Regions from separate parts of the Mus musculus genome. Here region 2 is linked to region 1. Evidence: chromatin loops called from intact Hi-C (ENCODE). Cell type or tissue: left cerebral cortex. All regions are shown on one strand. Each heading gives the region's core, and the rest is flanking DNA. Links, peaks and the distances in the headings are about the cores only.

The links. Hi-C counts contacts between places; a loop is a spot of excess contacts. Peaks named below come from ENCODE experiments on the same cell type or tissue, not always from the same donor. Only the 100,000 strongest peaks of a DNase experiment are listed, where the experiment ranks them.
Region 2: it touches region 1 in a loop (17-fold over the local background); 2 of 42 quality-filtered maps call a loop at or near these places.

The regions. Positions count from the first base shown.
Region 1 is chrX:9,577,206-9,583,448 of GRCm38, reverse strand. No RefSeq gene overlaps it. Among named protein-coding and RNA genes, the nearest start is that of H2al1o, 7.9 kb to the right of the region's middle. In left cerebral cortex, for the core only: no CTCF peak of the experiment used is centred there; no DNase peak of the experiment used is centred there.
Region 2 is chrX:9,337,984-9,344,226 of GRCm38, reverse strand. No RefSeq gene overlaps it. Among named protein-coding and RNA genes, the nearest start is that of H2al1k, 9.5 kb to the left of the region's middle. In left cerebral cortex, for the core only: no CTCF peak of the experiment used is centred there; no DNase peak of the experiment used is centred there.

The sequences.
Region 1 (6,243 bases), core at 1,703-4,202:
TATGCTGCAGGTCACTCTAAGGACAGTAAGGGTCAGGCTATCCAAGCTGCAGAGTGTGTTGCAGATCAGCCTAAAGACTGTAAGACACAGTGTTTTTTAGCTGCAGAGTGCTGCAGGTCAGTCTAGAGACTTTAAGTCCCAGTCCATGCTAGCTGCAGAGTGTGATTAAGGTCAGTCAAAGTACTGTAAGGCCCAGTCCATCCTAGCTGCAGAGTGCTCTGCAGGTCTATCTAAGGACTGTAAGTCACAGTCCATCGAAGCTTCAGAATGTTCTGCAGGTTAATCTAAGGAATTTAAATCCCAGTCCATCCTAGCTGTTAATTGTACTGCAGGTCAATATAAGAACTGTAAGACCCAGTCCATCCTAGCTGCAGAGTGTGCTTCAGGTTGCTCTAAGGATTTTAAGGCCCAGTCCAACCTAGCTAGAGAGTGTGCTGCTGGTCACTCTAAGAACAGTTAGGCATAGTACATCTGAGCTGCAGGGTATGTTGCCGGTCAGTCTAAGGATTTTAAAGATCAGACAATCCAAGCTGCAGTGTGTGCTGCATGTCAGTCTAAAGACTGTAAGACATAGTCTTTCCTAGCTGCAGAGCGTGCTGCAGGTCAGTCTAAGGACTGTAAAGCCCAGTCTATATAGCTAAGGAGTGTGCTGCAGTTCAGTCTAAGGACAGTAAGGCCCAGTCCATCCTAGCTACAGAGTGAGCTGCAGGTCAGTCTAAGTACTGTAAGGCCCAGTCTATCTGATCTGTAGAGTGTGTTCCAGGTCAGTCTTAGGACAGTAAGGCCCAGTCCATTGTAGATAAGGAGTGTGCTGCAGGTGAGTCCTTGTATGGTAAGGCCAGGTCCATCCCAGCTGCAGAGTCTGCTGCAGGTCAGTGAAAGGAGAGTAAAGCCCAGTCCATCCTAGCTGCAGTGTTTTCTGCAGTTCAGTCTATGGACTGTAATGCCCAGATGATCCTAGTTGCACTGTATTCCACAGATCAGTCTAAGGACTGCAGGTAAAGTCCATCCTAGCTGCAGAGTGTGCTGTAAGCAAGTCTAAGGAATATAAGCCAAGTACATCTTAGCCACACAGTGTTCTTCAGGTCAGTCTAAGGTCTGTAAGGCCAAGTCTATCATAGGTGCAGAGTGTGCTGCAGGTCAATCTAAGATGGTAAGGTTCAGGTGATCCAAGCTGCAGAGTGTGCTGCATGCAAATCAGTCTAAAGACTGTAAGACCCAGTCCTTCTTAGCCACAGAGTATTCTGCAGGTCAGTCTAAGGTCTGTAAGGCTCAGGCTATCTAAGCTGCAGAGTGTGTTTTACATCATTCTAAAGATTGTAAGACTCTTTCATAGCTACAGAGTTTGCTGCAGGTAAGACAAAGCACTTTAAGACCAAGTCTATCATAGCTGCATAGTGTACTGCAGGTCAGTCTATGAACTAGAAGGTCCAGTCCATCATAGCTAAAGAATGTGCTGCAGGTCAGACTAAGGACTGTAAAGCCCAGTCCTCCAAGCTGCAGGGTGTGCTGCAGGTCAGTCTAATGAATGTAAGGTCCAGTCCATCCTAGCTACAGAGTGTGCTGCAGGTCAGTCTAATGAATGTAAGGCCCAGGCCATCATAGTTACAGAGTGTGCTGCAGGACAGTCTAAGGACTGTAATGCCCAGTCAATTGTAGCTACAGAGTGTGCTGAAGGACAGTCTAAAAACTGCAAGGCTCAGTCCAGCCTAGCTACAGAGTGTGATGCAGGTCAGTCTAAGGACTGTAAGTCCCAGTCTATCCTAGCTGCAGAGTGTGCTGTAGGTCAGTCTAAAAACTATAATTCCTAGTCCATCCTAGATGCAGAGTGAGCTACAGGTTAGTCAAAGGACTGTAAGTCCCAGTACATCCTAGCTGCAGAGTGTACTGCATGTCAGTCTAAGAACTGTATGCTGTTTTTCATAGCTAAAGAATGTGCTGCAGGTCAGTCTAAGGACTATAAGGCCCAGTCTATTATAGCGGCAGTGAGTGCTGCAGGTAAGACTAATTACTGGAAGGCCAAGAACATCCTGCTACAGAGTTGCTGCAGATCAATCTTAGGACTGCAAGGCTCAGTCCATCCTAGCTGTAGAGTGTGCTGCAGGTAAGTCTAAGGTCTGTAAGCTCAGTCCATCCTAGCTGCAGAGTGTGCTGCATGTCAGTCTAAGGACCCTAAGGCCCACTGAATCCTAGCTGCAGTGTTCTGTAGGTCAATCTAAGGAGTGTAAGTTCCATGCCATCCTAAGTGCACAGTGCACTGCATGTAAGTCTAAGAACTGTAAGGCCCAGTCCATCATGGCTGCAGAGTGTGCTGCAAGGAAGTCTAAGGACTGTAAGCTCAGTAGATCCTACCTGCACGCATGTCAGTTTAAGGGCTGTAATGCCCAGTTAGTCCTAGCTACAAAGTGTGCTGCAGGTCCGTCTAAGGACTGTGAGCTTAGTCCATCCTAGTTGGAGAGTGATCAGCATGTCAGTCTAAGGACTGTAAGGCCCAGTCTATCCTAGCTGCAGAGAGTGCTGCAGGTCCGTCTAAGGATTGTGAGCTTAGTCCATCCTAGTTGGAGAGTGTTCGACAGGGCAGTGTAAGGACTGTAAGGCCCAGTCTATCCTAGCTGCACTCTGTGCTGTAGTTGAGACCAATTACTGTATGGCCCTGTCTATCCTAGCTACAGACTTGCTGCAGGTCAGACCAAGGCTCAGGATATAAAAGATGCAGTATGTGCTACGGGTCAGTAAAAGTACTTTATGGCCCAGTACATCCTAGCTGCAGAGTGTACTGCAGGTCAGTCCATATCTACCCTAGCTGCAGAGTGTACTACAGTTTAGTTTAAGAACTGTAAGTCCCAGTCCATTATAGCTAAAGAATATGCTACAGTACAGTCTAAGGACAGTTATGCCCAGTCCATCCTGGTTGCAGTGTCTTGCAAGTAAGTCTAAGGACATTCGCTCAGTAAATCCTAGCTTCACAGTGTTCTGCACGTCAGTCTAAGGACTGTAATGCCCGGTCCATCCTAGCTACAGAGTGTGCTGCAGAACAGACTAAAAACTGCAAGGCTCAGTCAAGCCTAGCTGCAGAGTGTACTGCAGGTCAGTCTAAGGAATGTAAGGCCCAGTTCATCCTAGCTCTAGAGTGTGATGCAGGTCAGTGTAAGGTCAGTAAAGCCCAGTCCATCTGAGCTGCAGGGTATGCTGCCAGTAAGTCTAAGAACTGTGATGCTCAGCCTATACAAGCTGCAAAATGTGCTGCATGTCAGTCTAAAGACAGTAAGACCCAGTCTTCCTAGCTGCAGAGTGTGCTGCAGGTCAAAGGACTGTAAGTCCTAATCCACCCTAGCTGCAGATTGTGCTGCAAGTCAGTCAAAGTACTTTAAAGCCCAGTCCATCCTAGCTGGAGAGTGTTCTGCATGTCAGTCTAAGGACTGTAAGATCCAGTCCTTTATAGCTAAAGAATGTGCTGCAGGTCAGTCTAAGGACAGTATGGCCCAGTCTATTTTAGCAGCAGTGTGTGCTGCAGGTCAGACTAATTACTATAAGGCCCAGTCCATCCTAGCTACAGAGTGTGCTACAGATCAATCTAAGGACTTCAAGGCTCAGTCCATCTGAGATGAAGAGTGTGCTGCAGGTCAGTCTAAATTCTGGGAGTTCGAATCCATCGTAACTAAAATGTGTACTGTAGGTCACTGTATGGACTGTAATGCCCAGACCATCCTAGTTGCAGTGTGTTCTACAGGTCTGTAGAATGATTATAGACACAGTCAATCCTAGCTGCAGAGTGTGCTGCAGGTAAGTCTAAGGACTATAAGCTCAGTACATCCTAGCTGCAGGCAGTGCTACAGGTCAAATTAATTACTGTAAGGCCTAGTCAATTCTAGATGCAGAGTGTGCTGCAGGTCAGTCTAAAGACTGTAAGACCCAGTCCTTTCTAGCTCCAGAGTGTGCTGCAGGTCAGTCAAAGTACTTTTAGGCCCAGTCCTTCGTAGCTGCAGTGTGTGCTGCAGGTAAGTCTAAGGACTGTAAGCTCAGTGGACTGTAAGACCAAGTCTATCCTAGGTGCACTGTGTGCTGCAGTTCAGAGCAATTACTGTATGACCCAGTCTATCCTAGCTACAGATTGTGCTACAGGTCAGCCTAAGGACTGTAAGGCCCAGTCCATCGTAGCTGCAGAGAGTGCTGCAGGTCAGACTAAAGATTGTATGGCACAGTCTATTCTAGTTACAGGGTATGCTGCAGGTCAGTCTAAGGACTGTAAGGCCCAGTCCATCCTAGCTAAAGACTGTGCTGCAATCCGTCTAAGGACTGTAAGGCCCAGTCCATCTGAGCTGCAGAGTGTGCTACAGGTCAGTCTAAGAACTGTAAGCTCAGTACATCCTAGCAGCAGAGTGTTCTGCAGGTCAGTCTAAGGATTATAAGGCCAAGTCTATCCAAGCTGCAGTGTGTGTTGCAGATCAGACTAATTACTGTAAGGCCCAATCCATTCTTGCTACAGGGAGTGCTGCGGGTCAGCATAAGGTCTACAATGCCTAGTCCATGTGTGATGCAGTGTGTCCTGCAGACCAGTCTAAAACCTGGAAGGTCCAATCCATCGTAGCTAAAGAGTATGCTGCAGGTAAGTCTATGGATGGTAAGGCCCAGTCTATCCTAGCTGCAGAGTTTGGTGCAGGTCAGCAAAGGACAGTAAGGCCCAGTCCATCCTAGCTGCAGTATTTTATACAGGTCAGTCTAAGGACTGTAAGGCCCAGTCCATCCTAGCTGCACAGTGTGCTGCAGGTAAGTCTAAGGACTGTAAGTTCATTCCATTCTAGCTGCAGAGTGTCCTGCTGGTCACTCCAAGAACTGTAAGGCCCAGTCCATCATGGCTGCAAAGTGGTGTTGCAAGGAAGTCTAAGGACTGTAAGCTCAGTAAATCCTAGCTGCACAGTGTTCTGCATGTCAGTTTAAGGACTGTAATGCCCAGTTAATCCTAGCTGCAGAGTGTGCTGCAAGTCAGTCTAAGGGCTTTAATGCCCAGTCCATCCTAGCTGCAGATGGGTCGCGGTTCAGTCTAATATTTGTAAGGCTCATTCCAACCTAGCTGCAGAGTGTGCTGCACATCAGTCTAAAAACTGTAAGACCCATTCCATTCTAGCTCCAGTCCGTGTTTCATGCCAGTCTAAAGACTGTAAGTCCCAGTCCATCCTAGTTGCACAGTATGATCCAGGTCAGTCAAAGTAGTTTAAGGCAAAATCCATCCTAGCTGCATAGTGTACTGCAGGTCAATCTATGAACTGGAAGGCCCAGTCCATCATAGCTAAAGAATGTGCTGCAGATCAGACTAAGGACATTTAGGCCCAGTCCATCCAACCTGCAGTGTGTGTTGCAGGTCAGTCTAAGGACAGTAAGGCACAGTCTTTCCTAGCTACAGTGTGTGCTGCAAGTCAGTATAAGGACTGTAAGGCCCAGGCCATCCTAGCTATAGAGTGTGCTGCAGGACAGTCTGAGGACTGTAGTGCCCGGTCTGTCCTAGCTACAGAGTATGTTGCAGGACCATCTAAAAACTGCAAGGCTCATTCCAGCCTAGCTACAGAGTGTGCTGCAGGTCAGTCCAAGGACTGCAAGGCCCAGTCCATCCTAGCTACAGAGTGTGATGCATGTCAGTCTAAGGAGAGTAAAGCCCAGTCCATCTGAGCTGCAGAGTGTGTTGCCAGTAAGTCTAAGGACTGTGACGCTCAGGCTATACAAGCTACAAAGTGTGCTGCACATCAGTCTAAAGACTGTAAGACCCAGTCTTCCTAGCTGCAGAGTGTGCTGCAGGTCAGTCTAATGTCTACAAGACTCAGTCTATCTGAGGTGGAGTGTGTCCTGCATGTCAGTCTAAAACTTGGAAGGTCCAATCCATCATAGATAAAGAGTGTGCTGCAGGTCAGTCTACAGACAGTAAGCCCCAGTCCATCCTAGCCACAGAGTGTGCTGAAGTTCAGCAAAGGACAACAGGGCCCAGTCCATCCTAGCTTCAGTGTTTTTTGCATGTCAGTCAATGGACTGTAATGTAGAGTACATCCTAGTTTCAGTGTATTCTACAGGTCAGTCTAAGAAATGTAGGCACAGTCCATCCTAGATGCAGAATGTCCTGCAGATCAGTCTAAGGTTTTTAAGTCCCAGTATATTCTAGATTCAGAGCATGCTCCAGGCCAGTCAAAGTAATTTAATGCCCAGTCTATCATAGCTGCAGAGTGTGCTGCAGGTCAGTCTAAGAATTGTAAGGCC
Region 2 (6,243 bases), core at 1,215-3,714, 240 kb after region 1:
GAAAGCCTGTATCACTGATGCCCGACTGAATGCAGAACGGTGGGTAATCAGCTTGCCCTTCTGCCTGGCCACCCTCTTTCTCCACCTCCTGTGAAAGGCCATCTTTTGGCATCTGTCATTTCTTAGTGATGCTCACATAAGGTTCTTCATTCTGGTCGGACTGACAGTAGATGCAAAAGACTCCACAACACCTAGAAACAAATCAACGAGTCAGAGACATTAATGACTGGCAGAATTTTTCCCTTTCTCTCCGTCATCTGGTTTTCACTTCACCTGATTCTCAAACCCTTGCCTGGCTATTATAAATCTCTGCAATCATTCACTCTCAGGATCAGTTCTAAGGAGCTGGTTTTCTGCAGCCCTCCAGTAGGCCAATAAGAACAGAGAACCAAGCAAAGTTAACACTGAAAGCTACCAAAGCTAAGAAAACTAGGGAGTGGGAAGTGCTTCACTGCTAGAGACCCTCAAAAATGCTTGGTTTTCTTCCCAAAACATTAACTGTGCAACTGTAGGTAAAGCACTTACCAGAACTTTTCCCTCAATCACAAAATAGAAAAAATACCTTGTCATCCTGCTGTGAAAGAGCACTAACAGGGGGTAATGCTGTTTGGTGTAAATGTTCCACAATTCTACATGAAACAAATGCCACAAAGGCCTTACAGTCCTTGGACTGACCTGCAGCACACTCTGCATCTAGGAAGGACTGGGTCTTATAGTCTTTTAGGCTGATGTAAGACTTTGTATCTTAGATAGCCTGAGCCTTACAGTCCTTAGACTGACCTACAGCTTACTCTGCAGCTCAGATGGACTGGGACTTACCGACCTTATACTGACCCGCAGCACACTCTGTAGCTAGGATATACTGGGTCTTACAGTCCTTGGACTGACCTGTAGTACACTCTGCAGCTAGAATGGACTGAGCTTACAGTTCTTAGACATATCTGCAGCACACTCTGCAACTCAGATGGACTGGGCCTTACTGTCCTTAGACTGACCTGCAGCACATTCTTTAGCTCTGATGGACTGGGCCTTACAGTGCTTAGACTGACCTGTAGCCCACTCTACAGCTAGGATGGACTGTGACTGGCAGTCCCTAGACTGACCTTCAGCACACACTGCAGCTTGAATGGAATGGGTCTTACAGTTTTTAGACTGATGTGCAGAACACTCTGCAGCTTGGATAGCCTGTGCCCTACAGTCCTTAGACTGACCTGCAACACACTCTTTAGCTACGATGGATTGGACCTTCCATGTTTTAGACTGTCATGCAGGACACACTGTGCCTCAGATGAACTGAGCCTTAAAGACATTAGACTGACCTGCAGCACACTCTGTAGCTAGGATGGATTGGGCCTTACAGTAATTAGTCTGACATGCAGCACACACTGGAGCTTGGATAGACTGGGCCTTACATTCCTTAGACTGACCTGCAGAACACTCTGTAGCTAGGATGGATTGGGCCTTACAGTAATTAGTCTGACATGCAGCACACACTGGAGCTTGGATAGACTGGGCCTTACATTCCTTAGACTGACCTGCAGAACACTCTGCCATTAGTATGGACTGTATTAGTATTACAACTCTTAGACTTACCTGTAGCACACTCTGCAGCTAGGATGACTGGGACTTACACTCTTTGGACTGACCTGCAGCACACACAGTAACTAGGATAGACTGTGCTATACAATCATTAGCCTGACATTCAGCACACTCTGCAGCTAGGATGGACTGGGCCTTAAAGTACTTTGACCTACAGCACATTCTGCAGCTTTAATATCCTGATCCTTAGAATCTTTAGTCTGACCTGCAGCACAGTCTGTAGCTAGGATAGACAGGGCCATACAGTAATTGGTCTCAACTGCAGCACAGAGTGCAGCTAAGATAGACTGGGCCTTACAGTCCTTATACTGACCTGCAGAACACTCTCCAACTAGGACAGACTGAGCTTACAGTCCTTAGACTTGCCTGAAGCACACTCTGCAGCCATGATGGACTGGGCCTTACAGTTCTTGGAATGACCAGCAAGACACTCTGCAGCTAGAATGGAATGAGCTTACAGTCCTTAGACTTACCTGCAGCACACTGTGCAGCTAGGATGGACTGGGCCTTACAGTCCTTAGACTGACCTGTATAAAATACTGCAGCTAGGATGGACTGGGCCTTACTGTCCTTTGCTGACCTGCAGCAAACTCTGCAGCTAGTATGGACTGGGACATATAGTCCTTAGACTGACCTATAACTATATATAGTTATATATATTTATATAGTTATATATATACACTACCAAGTATATACAACAAAATCATTAAAAATTATTCTCCTTAGGCAGTCGAGTTAAAGTTTTATTTTCTCCACTGTGCAGATATTTTCTGTTTCTCTATTATTATAACAACTGTTCTTTACTTGTGATATAAAAGTCAAACTTCTTAGAACTTTTAAAAGACCAAAAATAAACAACCAAAATGGTAGACTATGCTAAAAGCTGCTGAATTAAATGAACGAAGGAAATAAGGGTTTGTAGATGTCCCTCAACAGAGAAATGGATACAGAAAATGTGGTACATTTACACAATGGAGTACTACTCAGCTATTAAAAACACGATTTCATGAAATTCTTAGGCAAATGGATGGATCTGGAGGATATCATCCTGAGTGAGGAAACCCAGTCACAAAAGATCACACATGATATGTACTCACTGATAAGCAAATATTAGCCCAGAAACTTAGAATATGCAAGATACAGTTTGCAAAACACATGAAACTCAAGAAGAAGGAAGACTAAAATGTGGATAGTTTGTTCCTTCTTAGAATGGGCAACAAAATACCCATGGAAGGAGTTACAGAGACAAAGTTCAGAGCTGGGACAGAAGGAAGGACCATCCAGAGACTGCCCCACCCGGGGATCCATGCCATATACAACCACCAAACCCAGACAATAATGCATATATTAGAAAGATTTTGCTGACATGACCCTGATATAGCTGTCTCTTGCGAGGCTATGCCAGGGCCTGGCAAATACAGAATGGATTCTCATAGTCATCTATCGAATGGAACACAGGGCCCCTAGGGAGAAGCTAGAGAAAGTACCCAAGGAGCTAAAGGGGTCTGTAACCCTATAGGAGGAACAAAGATATGAACTAACCAGTACCCCAGAGCTCGTGTCTCTAGTTGCATATGTAGCAGAGGATGGCCTAGTCAACCATCAGTGTGAGGAGAGGCCCTTGGTCTTAGAAAGATCATATGCCCCAGTACAGGGGAATGCCAGGGCCAGGAAGTGGAAGTGGGAGGGTTGGGGAGCAGGGCGGGGGGAGGGTTAGGGGGCTTTGGGGATAGCATTTGAAATGTAAATGAAGAAATATCTCATAAAAATCATTTATAAAAAAGAATAATGTAATTCTATTGATGCTTGAGGAAACTATGTAAAACTGATCAGTTATAGAATTTTTGAACCAAAGTTCTGAGATCAACCATCCAAATGAAAAAAACTTTCCAGGAAAACAAAACTAATGGCACAGGTAGCCCTGAAGGTGGAGTTTCTCCCAATCCACTGCTTTTCTTAAGTGATAGATTTGTCCCCTTTCGCCCTTTGAGACAGGGTCTCTCTATGTAGGCCCTGGCTGGCACAGATCTCAGTATGTAAACCAGGCTGGCTTTAAACACACATCACGGGGCTGAGTATAATTTTAAGGGCCAGGAAAAATTATTCTGCTCCCTGATGGGAGAAGCTATAACGCCATAACGCAAAGGTTATGCATATAGTGAAAAGGGAAGGAATTGAGGTCATTGATGGCAGGCAATCCACCTACTCTATGGAAAATTACCTCCGAATGCATTACTAGGCAAGCCATCCAAGAAGCCAAGAAAAATACAAAACATAGTAATGGTGAACAATGTATATTGGTGTTTGGAACTTCTAGCTTCGAGAACTGTAAGAAATCCATTTTTTAAGCCACACTGTTTACAGTGTCCTGTTGTGGTAACACAGGAGAATGTCATAGTAAGAAAGGAGAGATCTCCAAAAAGAAACATTCTTGGAGTTTTGGGTCCAGAACAAGAGAGGAGGACTTCACAAAGAAGAGGAGGAAATGCTGGTGGAAAAGCCCTGGGGCATCAGGGCTTGGCAGTGATGGGAGATTCAAAACAAACCAAAAAGCAAACAAACCGACAAACAACAGTTGTTTGATGCCAAGAATTAAGTATTAAACGGGTTAGCAACTGACACCTGAGATTAGCAATAGGAAGTTATTAGTGACCTCACAAAGAGGTTTCACTAGGGAGCATGATGCTATATAGGTATGGAAGTCAGGGACTGAGACACTTCAGGTGGCCAAGACTGTGATAGGGAAGAGAGAGCCTGTCTGGCATGGAGAAAGAGTGTGCACATCCGAAGGATTTAATTTTTTTTTAAATGAAGTTTGTAAATGCTATGGAGGACAAAAGAAGGAGGCTGAACACAAAAGAGCTTGGCTAGTGTAAGGCTTCTGAGCACATGGAAAGAAGGAAATAAAAAGTCATCTACAGGAGGAGGCACCTGTTTGGGGAAAGCCAAGAAGGTGGGGCGGCAGATGCAGGAGGGTTTCCAGGGCTGCTGACAGGGGCAATGAGACTCTTCCTCTTTGTGGTCCCCATTTCCTTTGTGAAAGAAAGGGCAGGGTCATCTGTTGAAAGTTAAGTGGTGAGAAGACATTTCAGAAAATAGATGATAGCTTCCAATACTCTAGTTGCTGCTCAGAAGGGGAGATTTGACTGTAGAAACACAAAACGGCTTGCAGACTGAGTTAATGACCCACGTGTGCCTAGAGATCATAAATCAGTAGTAGCCATGTGCAAATGAAAATGAAGACAGTTGAGAGGATACCAGTCGGGGTTCATCTGACAGGCTGTTTATAAGTGAGCTGGGAGTGGTGGGTACAGTTACAGTGGGTCTTGCTATCTCAACACAATCCTGCATCTAGCCAGGGCCACAAGTTTCTCTGCTTATGTAATTCTATAGCCTTTCAGGTTGAATCAATATTAGCCATCATATGACATTACGCATAAATTGGTTGAACCCTGAACTAACCAACTCTGAGACCTTGGACAAACCTCTTTTTACCTTCTTTTACTCTACTTATCTAAAAAAATTTGGGGTTACTATGAACCTTGCTAAATTGATGGGAAGCTTAGAATTAAGAAAATTTTCTAGGTATGATCTGACTGGCCAATACTGACATGAAATCCTGATTTCCCGTGTTGTAGAAAGCACAAGTCAATGGTGAAATCCCACCCCAATTGTGCTACCACTTGAAGACTTGCCTCACTTTATTGGCTCATAGAGAAGTGTGCAATCAATTACAGCTACCTGGACTTTTTATAAAATTAATCTAAGGCAATAGTGTTGGAGTAATTGATGAAAGTATCTGTTCTGTCAAGGGTATGTAAATTAAAAATCCTCATAGACCTACAAAGCTTTGTAGGTTTGCCATACCAAAGTATGTCAGGCTGTGGGGTTTACATAACAAAAACTTAGGTCTCCTTGGTAAAAGTCTGAGATCAAGAGTTCAACTGATGCAGTTTCATTCTGAGGCCTCTCTCCTTGGATTTTTGATGATAATCTTCTCTGCCCCCACACCCATGGTATTTTCCTGTCCCAAACCCTTATTCCTTATCAAGACAATAACCATATTGCGTATCACCTATTTCTCATGTTTTCACACATATTAGAAACAGTCCCAAAGTTGGAAAGCAGAAGAGAACATGCAGAGCATTTCAGTAACATAACAAGGGATTGGTGGTCTTTGCAACAAAGCAATGAATCTCTGAAGGACCACTCACTGAGGGAAGAGGGATGTAAACGGTCTCTAGTAAAATTATTCTTTGAATGTTTTTTATTAGATATTTTCTTCATAAACATTTCAAATTTCAAATGCTATTCCGAAAGTTCCAGAAGCTGGAAAGAACCCAGATGTCCCTCAACAGAAGAATGGATACAGAAAATGTGGTACATTTATACAATGGAGTATTACTCAGCTATTAAAAACAATGAATTTATTAAATTCTTGGACAAATGTATGTATCTGGAGGATATTATCCTTAGGGAGGTAACCCAATCACAATAGAAGTCATTACATATGCACTCACTGATAAATGGATACTAGCCCAGAAACATAAAACACCCAATATACAATTTGCAAAACACAAGAAAATCAAGAAGAGGGAAGACGAATGGGTGGATACTTCGTTCCTCCTTAGACTAGGGAACAAA